2 separate regions of the Homo sapiens genome follow, and region 2 is linked to region 1. Evidence: chromatin contacts called from ENCODE Hi-C or POLR2A ChIA-PET data. All regions are on one chromosome and are shown on one strand. The core of a region is the stretch at or near the end of the contact, and the rest is flanking DNA. Distances in the headings are between cores, read along the strand shown.

Region 1 (4,331 bases), core at 1,204-3,703:
AGAATGATTAACTGAGAGTCTAACACCTTTAAAGGTCTGCTAGAAACATTTATCACTGGCTACTATCCATTCTTTCTGAGGGCTGCTGCCTGTGAGAGTTCAAGACTACCTTTGCTAGCCAGGCAAAGGTGGTCTTCTCTTCCTCCCATAACCTGTTTTGCCACCATAACTTGTTTGGCCATGATCCAAGCCCCTATTCTTTCTGTATCTCAGGGTGGTACAAAAGTGTCAATCATCTAGCCATTTGAGTTTTTTTTTTAAAAGAATTGTATAACTCCCATGCACACATGTGCACATAAAATTTGTAAGCTCTTTTTTTCCCTGTTAAAAAAAAATCTCCTTATGTATCACTGGCTACAAAAAAATGGTCAAGTGGTCATTCCACCCACAAGAGTATATGGGAAAATGAATATCTGGCATTTTTATCTACCTTTTTTGGTTTTTTAAAGGAATAGTCTTTACTAACAGGGAAAAAGGAACAAGCAGTCAGCAGTGTCTAACGCTTCCAGCAACAGTTCCTGTGCCTTATATCCAGTGGCCCTCCCTACCAGAGAGAAACCACCTTTCTTCCCTTGGTACCATTTCACAGTCCCAGGGAAAGACCTTTATTTGCCTGTGTTGGGTCAGGTTCCTACTCCTGAACCAACCTGCTGTGACCCTCAGAGGGCTAGGGTCATTGTGCTAGATTTTGCCCATTTGTACTTGCAGAAACCTAGGAAGTGTGTAGCAATGAATCCTAAGAATGTTAGACCAGACAAGAAGGAATGTAACGTTGGACTTGGTCAAATTTATCAATATATGAGTACATTAACCAGATATTTTGGATGCAGTATATTGGCTTGAGTAATCAGGGAATAACTCTAACAATTTCCTCACCTGGTTGGCCAAAACCTGGATCCATCAGTGGCTTACATTAAATGAAGCTTAGATGCCAGAACCTCCTTGGTATACTGTAAATAAAAGTTGTTCAAGCCAGGTGCAGTGGCTCATGCCTGTAATCCCAGCACTTTGGGAGGCCAAGGTGGGTGGATCACCTGAGGTCAGGAGTTCCAAGACCAGCCTGACCAACATGGTGAAACCCTGTCTCTACTAAAAATACAAAAATTAGCTGGGCATGGTGTCGGGCACCTGTAATCCCAGCTACTGAGGAGACTGAGCAGGAGAAGTGCTTGAACCCGGAAGGCAGAGGTTGCAATGAGCTGAGACAGTGCCATTGCACTCCAGCTTGGGCAACAGGAGCAAAACTCAGTCTCAAAATAAAATTTATTCAAAAGGTTAGAAAATAAGGAATACTGGGGTGTATTTAATACGTATGACTGATCTGTTCACTGATCTCCTAACTACATCCCAGGAATGTCTAGAGAACTCACTCCTTTACCAAGCCTTTGAGAAATACATTGGTGAAGGGGGCAACAACATCCCTAAAAAGCTCTTTAGTGCTTGTTCGCTGCAGGCTAGAAATAACAATGGGAAAGGCTGTCAGAGAAATAGATTCCCTGAACCCAAGGGAAGGATGAAAAGATCTCTGAGTCACAGCAGCCAACTGGTGACGCTTCATGACAGAAACAATGGGCACATGGCTATACTTTATAAGCACACGCAGAGGTAGAGTAGGAAAAGAGAATGGTGTGAGCTGTAGAGATCTCTGGTGGTGGCTGATTGGTGATGGTGTCCCTAGGACTAACAGAGATGGGTAGCATACTAAAGCCATACCTCAGGGGTTACATTAGAGCTGCCTCTCTCTACCAAAATATTACACCAAAAGTAATACTGCATTCCTAGAGGAACTGCAGAGATTAGTATCGCCAACAAAAACTTAAGATACAGGATGATACTTCATGAGTGATGTGTGGAGGTATGGCAGGCCCTAGAGGTAAATCACAGTATAGAACCCTAGGATTTTAGAGCAAAGCTATGCTAACTTCTGGAGATCATTACTCTCCCTTTTGAGAAAGAGCCCTTGCTTGCTACTAGGATTTAGTAAGGACTGAACACTTTACCACTGGCTACCAAGTTGCCCAAGTCGCTTAGGCTGCTCATCATACACTCGAAGCAGTGTACATGACTGCACATTTTGTGTCAAAGGAGTGATGGCTATAAATACGAATCCACACTGATTTGTGGTCAGCAGCAGATGGTTTGACTGGAAATTCAGAAACTTAGAATAAGGTTGGGAAACTTGTGGTAAGATATAGAAAAGAGCTATGTCAATAAACTATTCTCAAACAGGACAAAGTGTGAGGGTATTTGTGTCCCATGTAAATGATGACCAATGTATAATCTCAGCAGAGGAGGCTCTCAATAACCAAGTGGACAAAATGACTCATTATTTTATCAGCCACTGTTTCCCTTGCTCAGAACGCTAATGAACAAAGTTCATATCCTACTGTGAGAGCAACAGGAATGAAGGTCATGCATGTGCTCAGTGACACAGGCTTCCACCTGTCAAGGCTGACCTGGCAACAATCATGGCTAAGTGTCCAACCTGCCAACAGGAGAGGCCAACAATGGTGCCCCAATAAAGCGCTGCTCCCAGGGGGTCTGGGCAGCCATCTGTAGCAGGATGATCACACTGGACCGCTTCCATCTAAAAAGGACACTGCTTTTACTCAATGAAGATTTCCTTCTCTGCCCACAACATTTCTGTCAAAAACCAGCATCCTTTCCCTTACAAAATATCTTATTCACCATAATGGCATTCTAAACAGTACTGCTTCTGGTCAAGTACTTCATTTTAAAGTGAATGAAGTGGGCCGGGCGCAGTGGCTCACACCTGTAATCCCAGCACTTTGGGAGGCCGAGGCGGGCGGATCACGAAGTCAAGAGATCGAGACCATCCTGGCTAACACGGTGAAACCCCGTCTCTACTAAAAATACAAAAAAACTAGCCGGGCGTGGTGGCAGACGCCTGTAGTCCCAGCTACTCAGGAGGCTGAGGCAGGAGAATGGCATGAACCCGGGAGGCGGACCTTGCAGTGAGCCGAGATCTCATCACTGCAGACAGAGCGAGACTCCATCTAAAAAAAAAAAGTGAATGAAGTGGAGTTTTGGTTCCATTATGGTGAGGTTAAGCCACCTACATCCCATAAAGTTGTTCCTCCCTCTAATTACAACTATAAAGTTTGAGCAAACTTTTAAAAAATAACTACCTTGGGCCAGGCGCGGTGGCTCACACCTGTAATCCCAGCACTGTGGGGAGGCTGAAGTGGGTGGGACACCTGAGGTCAGGAGTTCAAGACCAGCCTGGCCAACATGGTGAAACCCTGTCTCTACTAAAAATACCAAAAATTAGCCGTGCATGGTGGCGGCTGCCCGTAATCCCAAGCTACTCAGGAGGCTGAGGCAAAAGAGTCGCTTCAACCCGGGAGGGGGAGGTTTCAGTGAGACAAGATTGTGCCACTGCACTCCAGCCTGGGCACCAAGAGTGAAACTCCATCTCAAAACACAGCAAAACAAAACAAAACAAAAAACTATATGAGGATCTGGAAAGTAAATAAAAGCAGGCAGATTGTGGAGGGAAGTAAAAAGTTGGAGAAGTGACCTTACAGGGTGAGTTTTCTGTTTGTTTATTTTTTTCTCATCAAGTTTTTCCTTGAGGGTGGGACAGCTTCAGTCACTAAGCAGCACACGTAGGTGGCTAAAACTCTGATAGGAATTGTTTTCTTTCTGGTCAGAGCAAGCAGGGAAAGGAGCCAAAGAAAGACAGGGAGTCAGAGCAAACTCCTGGAGCAGAAACAGCAGGTGAAGGAGCTCTCCACTTTTATGTATGCACCTACACGGGTCTCACCTTAACCTCTGAATCACACATGCACAGGACAAACCCAAACCAGTTTAGCAAAGGCTTTGCTTTGATAACTGAATTGGGATTTGAATCACTGCCTGCAAAAGGCAAAACAATGTATAATCCAGCCTACCTGAGTTGATTGCCTGCTAAAACAAAAGTAAATGCATTCACAAGAGTATTATAAAGGAACCCAGAGTCTATACAAGATAACAGTCTTTATGTCCAGAGAGAGAGAGAGAGAGACGTGCACACTCCAGCCAGTCCAGTGCTGTAATCTTATATAATATAATCATGCAATCACATATCTCCCATCGCCTTTGTTGTATTCTATTCGTTCCAAGCAAGTCACAGGTCCTGTCCACATTCAGGTGGAGGGAATCACTAACAGGTGTGGACAGAGGCGGAATCAAGGGGTCATCACATGAGGAATAGAAAAGTTATCACTATCAATTTGACAAAGATTAGAAGGACTCTAAGAAAATACTGCAGCTTCCTGCCAACAAATTTGACAACTTAAGTGAAATGGCCAAATTACTTTAAAAAATAC
Region 2 (5,078 bases), core at 1,803-4,302, 52 kb before region 1:
TTACAGGTGTGAGCCACCATGCCTGGCCAGCTTAGACATTTAGATGTAATGTTAGGCATTGGAGAATTAAAGGTTTTGGAGCAAATGAGTGACTTAAAACAGTGTTAAACACAAGATTGATCTGACAGCAGTATTTTTAATTTTTTTTTTTTTTTTTTGAGAGATTCTCCCTCGTCGCCCAGGCTGGAGTGCAGTAGCATGATCTTGGCTCACTGCAACCTCCGCCACCCAGGTTCAAGCAATTCTCCTGCCTCAACCTCCCGAGTAACTGGGATTACAGGTGCACACCATGCCTGGCTAATTAAAAAAATTTTTTTTGTAGAGACAGGGTCTCCTTATGTTGCCCAGGCTGGACATATTCATTTTAAATGGAAAGGGACAGGGCTAGGGAAGTGGACTGCAGAGGACATTAGAGTCAGGCTTGTGCCTGGGCCCAGCTACATGCCAAGTCACCTGTGGCACTAGGTGGGGGGCCTTGTGTAAGTGACCTGACCTAGTTGAGCCTGTTTCCTGATCTGTAAAACAGTATGTATGTCAGAAGGCTCTTTGGAGGATTAGTAATTCACCAAGTATTTTACTTGGTTTCTTTTCTTTTCTTTTCTTTTTTTTAGACGGAGTCTCGCTCTATCACCCAGGCTGGAGTGCAGTGGTGTGATCTCGGCTCACTGCAACCTCCGCCTCCCAGGTTCATGCCATTCTCCTGCCTCAGCCTCCCAAGTAGCTGGGACTACAGGCACCCGCCACCACACCCAGCTGATTTTTTGTATTTTTAGTAGAGACAGGGTTTCACCGTGGTAGCCAGGATGGTCTCCATCTCCTGACCTTGTGGTCCGCCCACCTCGGCCTCCCAAAGTGCTGGGATTACAGGCATTAGCCACTGCGACCGGCCTTACTTGGTTTCTAGAAAGTGCCAGTTTGCTAGGTGCCAAAAGTACAACAGACAAGAAAAAACATAGTCTTGGAACTCCAGGAACTTATTGGCTGGTGGAGGAGACAGATAATAAAAAAGGCAACAAACAGATGAAACACTGCAAAGTGTGACCATGAAGAAGGCAAGCAGCGGGAGAATTACCTTTTAGTTTAAGAGGCCAGGGAAAATCCCTCTGAGTAAGTGAGGCTTACCGAGACCACAGAATTGAGAAGGAGCCTATCAGACAAAGAACAAAGGGGGCTGGGTGTGGTGGCTCACGCCTGTAATCCCAGCACTTTGGGAGGCTGAGGAGGGAGGATCATTTGAGATTGGGAGTTTAAGACCAGCCTGGTGAACATGGTGAAACCCTGTCTCTACTAAAAATACAAAAATTAGCCGGGCGTGGTGGCACATGCCTGTAATTTCAGCTACTCGGGAGGCTAAGGCAGGAAAATTGCTTGAACCTGGGAGGCGGAGGTTGCAGTGAGCCGAGATTGTGCTACTGCAGGCCAGCTGGGTGACAGAGCAAAACTTCATCTTAAATAGCCAAAGGGAAGAACATTCCAGAGAGAGGAGATATGTAGAGACAGGAAGAACTTGCTATGTTCTGAAAATAAAGATACTTCTAGAGCACAAGCGGTGAGGTTGGGAGAGAGGCCTGCGATGAGATGGAGAGGAGGACCCTGCCGGCCCTGACAGGAGTCTGGACTCTTTTAAGTGAAATGGAAGCCACTGAAATGTTTCAGGCGGGGAGGCTCCTGTCCAGATGTGCATTCTAAAAACTCTTATTCTGCTGTGATCCAAAAAATACGTTGAAGGTAGGATCAAAGATCTTGGATGCGAATGGAAAGAGGGAGGAAAAGGGTGAAATCAAGTGTGACTCTTCAGTTTCTGGCTCAAGTGACAGTAGAAAATACTGCAGTTACTGATATGGATATGACCTAAATGGATAGGTACAAGTTTTGGGGCAGAGATGGGATAACATGTTATATACCCTTTTCATGGCTGGCACATATGTGAACACACTCAATATGGGAATTATTACTACTATCTGGACATCCTGGGTTTCATAACAAAGGCTTCTAGAAAACAAGTGGAAATAGTAACTTCCATGTCCTTAAATACAGTCTGCAAGCATGAAATAGAACAGGATTCTCAAAGTGGATGGCAATAGGTTCTCTCTTGAAATAAAAAGAAAACTTCACTACAAAATGATAATGCAGGCCAAGCACCGTGGCTCACACCTGTAATTTTAGTACTTTGGGAGGCTGAGGCAGAAGGATCGTTTGAGCCCAGGCTGGGGAATGTAGCGAGACCCTGCCTCTACCCACCACCCCCCTCCAAAAAAAGGTGATGGCTCCAGGGGAGTATCTACAATACAGCCAACCAAGGAAACTTTGGTTTATCACATCAGCATCTGATAAGGTCTGTGCTTCTCTGAAATCACATTAATGAAAACATGTAACTACCAGAATGCTTCACATTGAAAGCTTTTATTTTGAAAAATAAAATACAAAAGTCATTAGGTTGTAAATGTATAATGGTAATTTCCCAACTTCTCAGAAACAATACAATGAATTAAATAATTAGGATATTTAATATTATTCACATCAATACACTTAAACAGGCACACGTGTTCTACAAAACATTAGAACATGTACAGACAACCTATTTCAAAAGGAGACTGCCCAAGTCTGCTTACAGGATCCCATTTTTAAACCCTCTCCTTGAAAACAAACGTCATAATGTAAGAAAAGAGAACAAGAGGAGTTTTAACAGGAAACACATGTTCCTTCTGGGCTCCTTACTGCAGGGCTGTGCATGAAATCGGGATCAAGAGCTCTTTGCTCAGGAGGCAGATCCCTCACGAGGCCCAAAGCTGTGCGGACACCTCCATCCTCTCAGTGGGAGGAAACTGGCAAATGCACAGGCGGCGCAGCCAAGGTGCAGACGCTCCACCAAGCTTGGCAGGGGACAGCCAATCCTAGGAATTTCCCTTCTGCTGAAAAGGCAGCAATCTTTCCTAGGGCGAACAAACAGAATGTGGTTACAGGTGTGGAGTCCCGGTGTGTTCTCCCTGTGTCTTCGTCTCTTCCTTCCCAGCTACAGGCCTAGACAAGCCAGGCGGTTGGGGAGGTTCCTGCAGATCAGGGGCCAGGAGGATGGATGTTGAGAACAGCTGCCTCAGGAAGACTGCCTGGGAGGCACACACACCCTCACTCTGGTGCTTTCAGATGCATGCAAGTAGCTGCTGGGTGCAAAGCAAGCAGATGGCCAAAACCAGGGCTGCTCCTGCCCATTTCTAAATAACTGACTGTCATCTGCTATTGTTGCTACTGTGGGGGCACTGTCAGGGGCACCAGATGTCCAGGGGTCAGCACCATGATTCCTCGTGTGAAGAAATGGGTCCTAAGGTTCTTAAAGTGTCCAGGGGTCAAGACCCTGATTCCTCCTTATGTGAAGAAATGGGTCCTAAGGTTCTTCAAGTGTCCAGGGGGCAGCACCCTGATTCCTCCTCATGTGAAGAAATGGGTCCTAAGGTTCTTTAAGTGTCCAGGGGGCAGCACCCTGATTCCTCATGTGAAGAAATGGGTCCTAAGGTTCTTTAAGTGTCCAGGGGGCAGCACCCTGATTCCTCCTCATGTGAAGAAATGGGTCCTAAGGTTAAGTGTCCAGGGGTCAAGACCCTGATTCCTCCTCATGTGAAGAAATGGGTCCTAAGGTTCTTTAAGTGTCCCAGGGGTCAGCACCCTGATTCCTCCTCATGTGAAGAAATGGGTCCTAAGGTTCTTTAAGTGTCCAGGGGTCAGCACCCTGATTCCTCCTCACGTGAAGAAATGGATCCTAAGGTTCTTTAAAGGAAGCTCCAGAGAACACAGATACTGTTATTGAAATGCCAAAGGGACCCAAAAGATAAGAAAGATAGTATCCATCCTAAGGGCTTTGCTGTGTCCCCAGTTCTCCTGAGTCCTCCTCAGCACAGGTTGGCCCCTCCCAACCTCCACACACAAGCCAGGGTGAAATGCTGCAGAGGCAACTGCTGATGCGGTCCATCCTACAACACGCTGGTAAAGAAATGAGGCCTTGTGTGTGTTTGGTGGGGCGGGCAGGGAGATTACCTATGAAGTTTGAAAGCATTTTGTATAAACAAAATTAGCCAAGGCCTGATAACTGCTGTTAAATATGCAGACCCACAGGGCATAAGACTAACATTCAGCATTTGCTCCTCAGCAAAAAGGAAACCTGAATCCTAGAACCTGTCAATATTAGCAGCTTGCTGCCATCTGGGATTTTGACATGACGGACCAGCGTCCATGTGCTTCTTATGTCTATAATCCATCAACGCACCGCAAGTCACATTCAACCTGTTTTCTCACTAGCAAAACAGGAATACTACCAGCTTGCCAGAGTGGTTTGAGAACTGAATACAATTTTATATATAGATGTATATATAATTTAGCGTATCTGTTATATATATATCATCTTATATATATGCAAATAAAATCCTTGGTATTTTATGCCTGGTATGGAGTATGCACAATACATCATTATATAAAGTAAAAATAAAAACATTATATAAAAAAAAAAAACAAAGGTCAGCAAGTAAACTATGAGAAAAAATCACTATCAATATCAGATTTTATTTTTATTTATTTATTTATTTATTTTTGAGACGAAGTCTCGCTCTGTCACCCAGGCTAGAGTGCAGTGCTGCAATCTCGGCTCACTGCAACCTCTCTGCCTCCTGGCTTCAAGCAATTCTCTTCCTTCAGCCTCCCGAGTAGCTGGGACTATAAGTGCCCACCACCACGCCCAGCCAATTTTTTTTTTTTGAGACGAAGTCTCTCTCTTGTCACCCAGGCTGGAGTGCAATGGCACGATTTCGGCTTACTGTAACATCCACCTCTTGGGTTCAAGTGATTCTCCTGCCTCAGCCTCCCAAGTAGCTGGGATTACAGGTCCCTGCCACCACACCCAGCTAATTTTTGTATTTTTAGTAGAGACGAGGTTTCACTATGTTGGCCAGGCTGGTCTCGAACTCCTGACCTTGTGATCTGCCCACCTTGGCCTCCCAAAGTGCTGGGATTACAGGCATGAGCCACCATGCCCAGCCAATATCAGATTTTTTGAAAAGGCTGTTCAAGTTACAACTGATCAAAGGCTTTGC

What was found. A loop is a pair of places that touch in the nucleus more often than their neighbours do. ChIA-PET counts read pairs that join two places held with the same protein, here RNA polymerase II (POLR2A).
Region 2: a map of cardiac septum shows a loop between it and region 1 (3-fold over the local background). The contact joins two enhancer-like sites. A Hi-C loop is called at or near these places in 1 of 168 maps with a recorded cell type or tissue (cardiac septum). POLR2A ChIA-PET finds 5 or more read pairs at or near these places in 3 of 52 experiments (OCI-LY7, WTC11 and activated CD4-positive, alpha-beta T cell).

What each region holds. Positions count from the first base shown.
Region 1 is chr7:66,305,838-66,310,168 of GRCh38, reverse strand. All of the region lies in intron 3 of TPST1 (tyrosylprotein sulfotransferase 1), which reads right to left. Among named protein-coding and RNA genes, the nearest start is that of LINC00174, 92 kb to the left of the region's middle. Within about 2 kb of position 2,453, at least 6 of the 41 ENCODE cell types and tissues checked have a DNase peak (open chromatin) inside an H3K27ac peak, as active enhancers do.
Region 2 is chr7:66,357,750-66,362,827 of GRCh38, reverse strand. It overlaps TPST1 (tyrosylprotein sulfotransferase 1), which reads right to left. Exons shown (of 6, transcript NM_003596.4): 6 at 2,385-2,933. Among named protein-coding and RNA genes, the nearest start is that of LINC00174, 40 kb to the left of the region's middle. RefSeq lists a silencer at 204-368. Within about 2 kb of position 3,052, at least 3 of the 41 ENCODE cell types and tissues checked have a DNase peak (open chromatin) inside an H3K27ac peak, as active enhancers do.